2 separate regions of the Homo sapiens genome follow, and region 1 is linked to region 2. The links are chromatin contacts, found by Hi-C or POLR2A ChIA-PET in ENCODE. All regions are on one chromosome and are shown on one strand. The core of a region is the stretch at or near the end of the contact, and the rest is flanking DNA. Distances in the headings are between cores, read along the strand shown.

Region 1 (6,252 bases), core at 29-2,528, 6.1 Mb after region 2:
ATCCCTGGGCCTGGCAGTTTCCTGACTGATCAGACCCTGGGCCCCTCAAGGCAGGGGCGCGAGCCACCACCACCGCCCTCCTCCGTGCAGTGCTGAATACATGCTACTGAAGGCTAAGGTATCGTCCTGCTGTGACGGCCTTCCCATTTTATAATTCAGTAGCGCACGAGGGCCATGGCTGCCTATAGCAAGAATGTGTGTGGTTTGATATTCACAGTTCCACTGTCCCAGAAAGTTTCCAGTTTGCTAGCTTGTAGCCATTTCCCCTATCTAGGTGCACTGGCCGTGATTTTACCCCACTCCATCTGGGGCGCGCCCGGCGCAGACAGGACTGCAGAGAAAAGGGACAGGGAGGGGACCTAGTCAGTCCCTACTATAACTGTTTCTCAAGACATTCTCCCCATGCATTTATTTGCTCTCCCGGGGAAAGAGCGAAGTGTGGGATGACTCATAGTGGCTAGATCGTTCCTCTAACTCCTCCCTTCTTTTGTGTGTGGTTTAAAAAAAAGAAAAACACACACGCAGCCCATAGCCACAACATCAACAAGACCAGAAGCCCCGCAGAGTTCGCAGGAGGTGGGCAGTGGCTGCGCCACCTGCTCGGCTTCCCCAAACTCCGAGCCCACGCCGGGAAGCGGCGGCTCGGTGGCCCCGGGCGCCCGGGCCGGTGGCCCCGCGCTCGCGCCGCTCCGCTCCGCAGCCGAGCGTGGAGTAGCAGGCGCTCGCGGCGCGGCGGGGGAGCCGCCGCGGAACCCAGGGCAGGCGGCCAAGCGGCCCGGCTGTGTCCAGCCATCGCCTGCGCCGCGGCCAGCTGGCGGCCAGGCGCGGGGCCCCGCGGCCAGATGGCCGCTCCGGGGACGCGCCGCAGGCGCCGGGTGCGCCCGGGCCGAGGGAGCGCCGGCGCGGCTGTGCAGGCAGGGGCTGGGGGCGGCGACCTCTGCCCGGGCGGAGAAGCTCAGGGGCCCGAGCGCGGCGGGCGGGGCGCGCAGCCTCCACGCCGCGCCCTTTGTCCCATGTGCGGCTCACACAGGGGCCCGCGTCCCCCGTGACCCCGGCCCGGGCCGCAGCTCAGGTCCCGGAACCAACTCCTCCAGCAGCGCCGCTCTGGCCCGGGCCGCCGTGCGGGGCTCGGGACACGGCGGCAGCGGGGAACCCGCGCCCGCTCCGCGTCCAACTCCGCTCGCCCCGCGGCGCGCTCGGCCCTGCAGGGGCCGCCCCGCGCGTTACCTGCAAGGAGCCTGAGCCCCGGCCGCATCTCCCTCCCGGGTGCGGAAACTCTGGCGGCTCCAGGCACCCGCCCGGACCTGGCAGGGGGAGGGGCCGCCCGCCGCGCACCCGACCCCCCCCGCGCCGCGCCTCCCGCAGCTCCCCACGCGCGCGGGCGCCCCCCAGCACCAGTCTCGGCCCGCCCCCTCCGCCCGACCATTGGCTGCTGCTCCCGTCACTTTCAGGCCACAGCCAAGTCCCTCCTCAGCTCATTGGCGGACGCGCCGGTGACGTCAGGCCAGGGGGCGCTAGTCGGCGGCGAAGGAGGCGCAGGGACAGACGGACCCGGCGGGAGAGGAGGAAGCCGGGTTGTGGGCGCGGAGCTGAGGCGGAGGCGGGGCCGGGGCGGGAAGGGGCGGCCCCAGCTGGGTCGGGCGAGGCTGGCTGCGGGAAACCGAGTGAGCCCTCGCTTTTCCTCCGGGGTCCGCGCGCGGGACCCTATTTCTGGCCTGTCTCGCGCTTCGCCTGCGCGGTGGTCTCCACGCTGGGACTGCGGCGTCCTCGCAGAACAGCCAGAACTCCACTTCTTCCTGTCCGGGAGGAGTTGTTTAAAACATGCGTATCTCCACCTTCTGCTTCTTAGAACAGAACTGACTGAAGCCGTGTTCTTCCCGCCGAGACCATGCCGCCCCATCGACCCTGCTGCGGCCAGAGCCACCCAGGGCGGGCCCACTCACCGCAGGCTCGGGCCACTTGGTTCCAAACCTCCACTCCCATCCAGGGGCCCGGCACACCCACCACACTCCCACTCTCAGAGGTCTTTGCCGCCTGCTTCAGGAGAAAAGAGAAACTTCCACTTTCCACCGGCAAAACTGCACACCTGCTCCCTCCATCACCGAGCCCCCCCCCCCACCTTCTGTTTTTCCAGTATCGCAGAATCCGATCCGTTGCTCCCTCTGGACTGGAATCCGTATCCTCGGCATTTCATCATTCCAAGATTCTCTACTCCACGTACCCTTGCTGCCACCCTCTTCTACTTTCCATCGCTGAAGTTGGTGAAAGAGGCGCCTGCCCCCAGTTTTGTGGTCTCTCAACTCCACGTGTTCGTTTTCACACTCGGTGAAATTGCCTTTTTAATTGTCGCAAGTAGCATCCACATCACTAAAGTCAAAGGACACTCTCCTTTCTCGTGTTAACTGATCTGAGCAAAATTCCTTCTTTCTCCTTAAAACACGTCTTCCTGTGGCGGGGGTGCTCCACTTTCCTGTCTGTCCCCAGTCTTGGCGTGCTTGTCTACTCTGGGTGACCACCAAATAACAGAGTTTTCAAGGTCTCAGACCTTTCCTCTTACTCCACAATTTTTCCCTGAATGATTTAACCTGCTGTCAACATTTAAATCAATATATCCCAAATTTGCAACTCTAATCTTTGCTCCTCTGAGCTCCAAATCCGTTTATCTAGCTTCCTATTCAGCTACTCCTGGTAACAAGCACCTCAAATGGAACCCATCCAAAACTGAATGCGTCCTTTCCCTGCTTGCTTTCAACTCCCTGTCTCCCTGTGATAGTGAAGACACCACTATCCAGTGTTTCCCAAACTCTGCCTTCACCTCGGCATCTAACAAATCGCCAAGATTCTACTTCCTAAATAACTCTGAAGTCTGTCCACTTCCTACCATTTCCAGTATTACGTATCATAATGTGCTTACTGCACGTGCGTTTTCCCGGCCCACACTCAGTGATGTCTCGTTGGTAGACTGTAATGGGCCATGGTCGAAGTATTTACACCATGGAAATTAGCCAACATTATGAATCATGAATCAGGGATCGATTTGTTTTGCTGATTGTCTCTAGACTTCAGAAAGTGATGGGGAAGATGTTAATAATGTAGATTAAACTTAAAAATGTGTTTAGTGCTGAAACAAGATTGCAGTTTAATGAGTTTATACAAGGGTAAGAAGTAGTTTAACAGATCACATATCAGATTTAAGGACAATAAATTTGTTGGCAAAAAGTGGATCGGTATGTAATTTCACTAGTCACATCATGGTTGAGTTACAAGCATTGGATGGATTCAGATACAAGCCTTTGGCAAAAAAGAAGCAAAGCTTTCTGTGAGAATCAGTCAAGTAGATAGAACTGACAATAAAGAGTGTCTGCCTTTTACTTGTGTATTGTTTATTACACATCCTTTATATCAGAAACATTTATAACACACATATGGTTGTATATATAGGTGGAAATAAAAAGCAGATGAGATTTTAGTCAGTTTTTTTTTTTATACTTTTAAGTTCTAGGGTACATGTGCAGAACGTGCAGGTTTGTTACATAGGTATGTATGTGCCATGTTGGTTTGCTGCACCCATCAAGTTGTCATTTACATTAGGTATTTCTCCTAATGCTATCCCTCCCCCAGCACCCCACCCCCTGACAGGCCCCGGTGTGGGTGCGTGAGGTTCCCCACCCTGTGTCCATGTGTTCTCATTGTTCAAGTCCCACCTATGAGTGAGAACATGTGGTGTTTGGTTTTCTGTCCTTGTGATGCTTTGCTCAGAATGATGGTTTGCAGCTTCATCCATGTCCCTGCAAAGGACATGAACTCATCCTTTTTTATGGCTGCATAGTATTCCATGATGTATATGTGCCACAGTTTATTAATCCAGTCTATCGCTGATGGACATTTGGGTTGGTTCCAAGTCTTTGCTATTTTAAATAGTGCTGCAATAAACATACGTGTGCATGTGCCTTTATAGTAGTGTGAGTTATAATCCTTTGGGTATATACCCAGTAATGGGATCGCTGGGTCAAATGGTATTTCTAGTTCTGGATGCTTAAGGAATAGCCACACTGTCTTCCACAATGGTTGAACTAGTTTACACTCCCACCAACAGTATAAAAGCGTTCCTGTTTCTCCACATCCTCTCCAGCATCTGTTGTTTCCTTAATTTTTAATGATAGCCATTCTAACTGGCATGAGATGGTATCTTATTGTGGTTTTGATTTGCATTTCTCTGATGGCCAGTGATGATGAGCATTTTTTCATGTGTCTGTTGGCTGCATAAATGTCTTCTTTTGAGAAGTGTCTGTTCATATCCTTTGCCCACTTTTGGATGGGGTTGTTTTTTTCTTGTAAATTAAGTTCTTCGAAGATTCTGGATATTAGCCCTTTGCCAGATGGGTAGATTGCAAACATTTTCTCCCATTCTGTAGGTTGCCTGTTCACTCTGATGATAGGTTCTTTTGCTGTGCAGAAACTCTTTAGTTTAATTAGATCCCATTTGTCAATTTTGGCTTTTGTTGCCATTGCTTTTGGTGTTTTAGACATGAAGTCCTTGCCCATGCCTATGTCCTGAATGGTATTGCCTAGGTTTTCTTCCAGGGTTTTTATGGTTTTAGGTCTAACATTTAAGTCTTTAATCCATCTTGAGTTACTTTTTGTATAAGGTGTAAGGAAGGGATCCAGTTTCAGCTTTCTACATATGGCTAGCCAGTTTTCCCAGCACCATTTATTAAATAGGGAATCCTTTCCACATTGCTTGTTTTTGTCAGGTTTATCAAAGAGATGGAGACTTGCTGTGTTGCCCAGGCTGGAGTGCAATGGTGCAATCTCAGCTCACTGCAACCTCCACCTCCCAGGTTCAAGTGATTCTCCTGCCTCAGCCTCCCGAGTAGCTGGGATTACAGGCACCCACCACCATGCCCAGCTAATTTTTGTATTTTTAGTAGAGACGGGGTTTCACCAGGTTGGCCAGGCTGGTCTCGAACTCCTGACCTCAGGTGATCCACCCGCCTCGACGTCGTAAAATGGTGGGATTACAGGTGCGAGCCACCACGCCTGGCCTAGTCAGTTTTATTATTGTCAACTCTCTATAGACAATGCACACCTTATTTCCTGCCTTCAGGGTGGCTTGCCCCCACACGGCCCCTCTTGGTGGGCTCCTGCTTCCCAGTACTCTTAGATTGAAGGCCTCAATCTTTCATGATCTGCAATGCCACAGCATGATCAGGCTGCTTGCCTGCTGCTCCTGAGTCATCTCATGCCTCTCTCTCCTGCATTCCCTAGGCCCCAGCCATGTTGGCCTTCTTGCATCCTCTGGTGTGTTCTGAGCTCATTTGCATCCTGGGCTGTGCAGGTGCACCTGCAGCGCTCCCTCCTATCCTCCTCCATCACACCTGGCTACCTCCAATTTAGAGGTCTCCAACTCTCCAGGGCCGCGGATGGGTACCTGTCTATGGCTTGTTAGGAACCCGGGCAGCACAGCAGGAAGTGAGCCTGCCAAGCGAGCAGTACCATCTGAGCTCCACCTCCTGTCAGATCAGCAACGGCATTAGATTTTCGTAGCAGTGGGAACCCTACTGTGAACTGTGCATGCGAGGGATCTAGGTTGCAAGCTCCTTATGAGAAAGAATCTAACTAATGCCTGATGATCTGAGGTGGAAGTTTCATCCCGAAACCATTGCCCCAACTCCATCCATGGAAAAATTGTCTTCCACGAAACTGGTCCCTGGTGCCAAAAAGGTTGGGGAGCAACCTTTTGCTGCCCTAATTAATTCTTCAGGTCACTACTCAAGTGTCATCTCCTCTGAAAACCCTTCCCTGAATTATCTCCCCAAACACATGTAGGTCCATCTGTATATACTCTCATAGCTTTTATTAAAACTGTAATTAACTGACAGTGTGGCCATTTGTGTAAAGTCTATCTCCAACTATCTCACTAGACTGTAAGTGCCATGAAGGCAAGACCCATGTCTGTGTAGTTAACTCCTGCACCCCTGCAGCTACTGTGCCTACCACACAGCAGGCATTTAACAAGGTATCTCCCAGAGAAGCACAACTCTTAAAGTCGCGTTACATGTTATTGGCAATACTGGAGTTAGAATCAGAGTCTCCTGACTTTATCCAATGTTCTTTTGTTCTGTAAATTGCAAAGCCAGCCATGACCAAAATGATATAACACTATGTGCCAAGCACAGGGGCAGGCTCTGTGGAGAAGGTAAAGGTAAGCATGACACTGATTCCACCTCTTACAATCTTATGGTTTCGTGA
Region 2 (5,959 bases), core at 1,585-4,084:
GATACAGAAAAAATTCCTGTCCATAATAGCAAGTCAGGCAAAGCTTCATAAGAGTTAAGGGTTCTTCTTATGATGGATGTCCCAATTACCCTGATTTGATCATTACACATTGTATACATGTATCAAAACATCACCATATGCCCCATAACAAGTACAACTAAGATATGTCAATTAAAAAATAGAAAAAAAATCCAATTAAGGCTTATAATCACCAAATTGCCTTATGAATTTTTCTTATAGTTTTTTTGAATGAAAATCCAAAAAGTCCATTTGCAAAGTAGCAACTGAAAAAAACAAAATAAAACAAAAACTTTATTTTGTGGACCAACATAAGAAATGCAGGTTTCAAAAACTTTTATATAAGATTAAATACAGCATGAGCACATTACTATACAGAGCCTCTGAATTGCTAAAATGACTAAATAAAAAATTTAAATATCAGCATGACAAGATTCTAGTACTTTTAGAAAACATAAATTGAAATGTAATTTCAGTGCATGATGCTCATTTTTATAAAACTCACCTTGTCTAGATTTATGATCATATAGTTTGGATAATCTTCCACTAAAGAGACAATCATATGTGATGCACTATGGAAAAAAAGTATATCTTGTTAGTGAAAAACTTTAACTTCCCTAAACTCTTGAATATTTTCCTAAGGTGTTGAGTACTAGGAAAATACTCAAAGATAACTTTAATTTTTTCTAAGATAACAGAAAACATAACTACACTAAATATACACACATGCAAACTTTTTACCAAACTTCTCAACAGTATCTATAAACAAAAGTTTTACATTCCATTTAGACTATGCAGAAGAGAGAATGTACTGGTTCTGGGTATAGGGAAAAAAGTCAGTTTAACCAAACGATGCCATCCATACAGGTACAAGTATCGAGTAAAGTGGAACAATAAATGGGAGCTAGTCAGCACAACTGTACATGCCTATAGCATGCCTTTTCAGGAACTGCAGATATAAGTATGTAAAAATGAAATTACTATGAGTATAGTCAGTTGTCTATATTTAATAGTAACTTCTGCAATTGCTATTTCTTGGTATAAGATTTTGGTAATGTTAAACCAGAATCCTCAGGAGGCTTCTAGACTAAACCCAGGATTCCCAGGCTAATAACAGCTGAAACCATTCTGAGTTGGATATCCACAGTGGGTCCTGGGCTTCAGAGGACCCTAAAGGGGAATCACAGGCATATCTCAGTGAAATGATCTACCAGATTTACCATGTATACTTAAAATGTTGGGCTCCCAGGAGAGGGGAGCCCTTGACCAAATTATGAACTTGAAGTTTGTATTCGGCATTCCTTTCACAGCACTTTCTAAGTCGCACCCTTCCTGGACCCGCACTCTCACACAAGTATCACCCTTTCATGTCCATAGTCCTCTTTCTCATTAAGTGAAACTTGCCAGCCTGATGCTCTCCCCCAAATGACTTGTCGGATTAGAAGGGGTGATTTAATGTGCAAATGGCCATAAACAGGAATCCTCACATTCCCACTTCTTCCACTAGCCACTGAGTTCCTTGAGGGGAGGATAGGAGAGTTTCCTGTTTATTACTCTTGCATTCATCCATTCCACAATTACTAAAGACTTATATAGAATGGGCCAGGCATTCTTCCAGGTGCTGAATGAACAGTAGTCTCTGTCCTTACCGAGTTTGCATTTTAGAGTGGGGATACAAGCAATAAACAAGCAGACACAAATCCGCAATATAATTTCAGGTAGAGGTTAAGTGTGCTAGTTGGGAGAGGGGCTATTTTAGATATGGTGGTCAGGTAAGAACTCTCTGAGGTGCTATCTGAATAAAAACCAGAATTGAGTGGTGCAAACAGCCTAAGGAAAGGGGAAGCAAGTGCAAAGGCCTCAAGACAGAAGTGTGTATCTTGGTGTGTTCCAAGAACTAAGAGGGGAAGCATGGCAGGTACAGAAAAGCAGATCAGGTTGCAAAAGTAGGGCTTGGGCACTTGAGTTTTCTAGATATGGTAGAGTTTGGGCTTTATTCTTAAGTGTGGCAGGAACCACTGAAGTAAAATCCTGCTTCTACCATGATCTGATTGACTTAAGAAACACTGACTTGTATGTGAGCAACAGGCTTTAAAGGAACATGAGTGGACGCAGTTATGGCCAACCAAGAGGCTACAGCAGCAGTCGAGGCAAAAGATGACAGTAAACATGGGCTAGGGTGGAAACGGGAAACTGGTGAGAAGTGGTCGCCGTAAGGATATACTTTGGAAGTAGAGAGGACTTGCTGCTCGAATGTGGGTCTGAGGAAGAAAAGGGTGTCAACAGTGGATTTGTAAAAGTTTGCTGATTACATAGATGTCCTATTATAGTCCTTAAATCGTTTTGGGGGTGCCTATATGTACAGGGCCCATCGTGGGGTGTGGGTGCTCTAGGCTGGAGGTGGGAAGCAGTCGGTGAGCAGCTTAGGGTAACTTGCACGCACTCAAGGAGTGACATGGTGAGCACCTCCGGCCACAGAAGGGCGGAGAGTAACGCAGCTTTGGAAGAGGCGTTTTAAAGAAGTCAGTTTCAAAGGAACCACTTCTTTGCAGGCCAGAGAGAGAAAAGCTGGTCCAGGTCGTGCATTAGGACCCTCCCCATATCAGAATAAGGACCCCTCAAAGCTGGACCCAAATTACCTAGGGCAAGCAGAGCTGCGGGAAAAGGTAGGGGTTTCTGGGGAGCCACTGCTTGGCTAGCGGCGCCATTACCTACATGAAACCAGCACCGCCGGTCACCAGGACCCGCTTCGCAAAGCCGCCGGGAAGACCCCACGGTTCCTCCCAACACGCCGCCGACATCTCCCAGCTCAGCAGTGCCTAGTACCGTAAAGAGTATGGTCTGAAAAGCGCAGGGAAGTTCCGCCGCGACCTTTTGCGACGCGCCTCGCTCGCGGGACACGTTAACAGAGCAGCCAGAGGCAGCTTCCGGAGACTGCTCTGTGGCCAGTTTCTGCCCGCCCACTAGCGGGCTGGGCGGGGCCGCGCTCACCACGCGCAGGCGCTGCTCCTTTCCGCCCTTGCCTGGTCCGCCAGGTGCAATTGGGGTCGCCCGGATGGTAGGGGTATGGAACGTTTTTCCCGGAAATGCCACCACTATGGATCAGATTTATGAATGAGTACCTTTTTTCATTCTTGTACTACAGCCATCTCTAGAGGTTACCTATCAGTTGAGCTGAGAACGGGGAGTTGTTGCAGATGGAGATGGGAGGTTGCAATTTAAAAATGATTTTTTTTTTTAGTGGGGCGGGGACAGGGTCTCCCTCTGTTACCCAGGCTGGAGTGCAGTGGTGCGATCACGGCTCACTGCAGCGTCGACCAATGGGGCTCAAGCAATCCTCCCACCTCAGCCTCCTGAGTAGCTAGGAATACAGTCGTGCGCCACCACGCCCGCCTAATTTTTGGTAGAGATGGGTTTCGCCCTGTTGTCCAGGCTGGTCTCGAACTCCTGGGATCTAGCCAACCTCCCGCCTCAGCCTCCCAAGGTCCTGGGATTACAGGCGTGAGCACCGTGCCTGGCCTGCAAAATGATCTTTTGCTGTTGTTAATATTATTTCAGGCCGGGCGCCGTGGCTTACGCCTGTAATCCCAGGACTTTGGGAGGCCGAGGTGGGCGGATCACCTGAGGTCAGGATTCGAGACCAGCTTGGCCAACATGGTGAAACCCTGTCTCTACTAAAAATACAAAAATTAGCCGGGCGTGGTGGCGGGCGCCTGTAATCCCAGCTACTTGGGAGGCCGAGGCAGGAGAATTGCTTGAACCCGGAAGGCAGAGGTTGCAGTGAGCCGAGACCGCACCATCGCACTCCAGCCTGGGCAACAACAGCAAAACTCCGTCTCAAAAAATAATAATATTATTATTACAGACAGCGCAGAAGGCTTGCAATCATGATAAAGATATTCCCTAGGTCCTACGCTGATGTCTTATTCTATTCTCTCCTTTGCTCACTCCGCCCCAGCCTCCCCACCCTCCTTGCTCTTCATTCAATGTGCCAGGCATGCTACTTCCCCGGGACCTTGATTGTCTTTCCCCAGATGTCTGCCTAGTTTTTACCCTTACTTCCGTTTTCAGCTTGAATGGCATCCTATTGACCACCACAATTAAAATAGCGAGCTCTGCCCAACCCTGCCGAATCATCTTATCCTTCTTTATTTTTCTTCCTAGCACTCAACATTTACATTGATGTCACTGCCCTCTGTTTAGTGTTCCATGAGGTCAGGGGCTTTGTTTTGTTTTCTGCTGTAATCGCATGTCCTTAGAGACTTGGCACAGAATAAATGACCATTAAATATTGTCGAATAGATAAATATCTTTTTTTCCCCACCATAATGTTTGGCAAAGCTGAAAACGAATGGAAACATCCAGTACAGGTGTATATGTGGAAGAATCATACCACAACCTTTTTACAAGGCAAAGTGGTAAAACATATGAAAATTTCAAATGTTCATATTCTATGACCCCCTCAAATTCCATGATGTATAATATAGATAATTGTTCATTGCTGTATTGCTTGCAATAATGAAACACTGGAAATAATCTAAATGTGTATAATGTCTTCTAACTTTTAAAATGCAGTAAACTGCTATATAGCCTTTAAAAAGAATATACCAACATGGAATGAAGACCAAAATATATTGCAGTCGATACGTACAGTTTTTTTCTGACCAGACTCCTCCCCCCACTGTCCTTTATGATCTCCCCAAGTTGACCCAGGCAGGCCACAGAATGAAATCTGGCTGACTCTAGGCCAACTGAAGCCTCTTCTTGGGATTTAGAATTCGACTAAGGTGCTAGTATAGTCTGGTTACTCTACTTGAACTCTGAGGTCCTACAAAGCTGGAACTTTTTGGTGGCCATGTTCTTTCAAAGTGAGGAGCCAGAAAGCCTGTCTTCACAGTGAGAAAAACAAAGTTGATTGAGAAGAAAGAAAAGATAGGAAAGGCCTAACATTCAAGGCCTGTGTTATGATTTCTCTTCAGGACCAGTTTTATTCCTGTCCTTGGTTTACAAATACCACATATATTTGTGGTATTTGTAATACCACATATATTTGTGGTATTTGTGGCTTACTTGAAAGGATTGACCCTAAACTCTTAAAATAAGTTACCTTTAGGGATGAGATATGGGCAGGGAAAGGAGGAAATGGGGAGTTTAATTTTTACTTTATATACTTTTGTTTTTTTGAGACAGTCTCGCTCTGTTGCCCAGCCTGGAGTGCAGTGCCACAATCTTGACTCACTGCAACCTCTGCTTCCCAGGTTCAAGCGATTCTCCCATCTCAGCCTCCAAGTAGCTGGGATTACAGGCGCATGCTACCACACCTGGCTAGTTTTTGTATTTTTAGTAGAGATGAGTTTTCACCATGTTGGCCAGGCTGGTCTTGAACTCCTGACCTCAGGTGATCCACCCACCTCACTTCCCAAAGTGCTGGGATTACAGACGTGAGCCACTGCGCCCAGCCCACTTTATATACTTTTGACTGTGAATTTTTTTCTGAGACACATGGATTACTTGCATAATAAAGAATCCTTGCAGTTTTTTTTTTTTTTTTTTTTTTTTTTTTTGAGACGGAGTCTCGCTCTGTCGCCCAGGCCGGACTGCGGACTGCAGTGGCGCAATCTCGGCTCACTGCAAGCTCCGCTTCCCGGGTTCACGCCATTCTCCTGCCTCAGCCTCCCCAGTAGCTGGGACTACAGGCGCCCGCCACCGCGCCCGGCTAATTTTTTGTATTTTTAGTAGAGACGGGGTTTCACCTTGTTAGCCAGGATGGTCTCGATCTCCTGACCTCATGATCCACCCGCCTTGGCCTCCCAAAGTGCTGGGATTACAGGCGTGAGCCACCGCGCCCGGCCGCAGTTTTTTTTTAAAAAATCCGAAAATATTAATACTTCCAGCATATTCCTGGTCAGCCAGAAATACTGAAAATGCTGTGTATATGGTA

What was found. Hi-C counts contacts between places; a loop is a spot of excess contacts on that map. ChIA-PET counts read pairs that join two places held with the same protein, here RNA polymerase II (POLR2A). Pooled maps may share reads with other maps.
Region 1: a loop to region 2 is called in a pooled map, with 26 times the contacts of the local background. The contact joins the promoter of TMTC4 here to the promoter of TGDS in region 2. A Hi-C loop is called at or near these places in 1 of 168 maps with a recorded cell type or tissue (CD4-positive, alpha-beta T cell) and 10 of 50 pooled maps. POLR2A ChIA-PET finds 5 or more read pairs at or near these places in 1 of 52 experiments (endothelial cell of umbilical vein).

What each region holds. Positions count from the first base shown.
Region 1 is chr13:100,673,517-100,679,768 of GRCh38, forward strand. TMTC4 (transmembrane O-mannosyltransferase targeting cadherins 4) reads right to left here and starts at 1,279. Exons shown (of 19, transcript NM_032813.5): 1 at 1,228-1,279. RefSeq lists enhancers at 1-544, 1,870-1,949 and silencers at 660-739, 790-1,149, 1,180-1,679.
Region 2 is chr13:94,593,318-94,599,276 of GRCh38, forward strand. TGDS (TDP-glucose 4,6-dehydratase) reads right to left here and starts at 2,835. Exons shown (of 12, transcript NM_014305.4): 1 at 2,734-2,835; 2 at 524-590. The coding sequence starts at 2,819. RefSeq lists an enhancer at 2,699-3,008.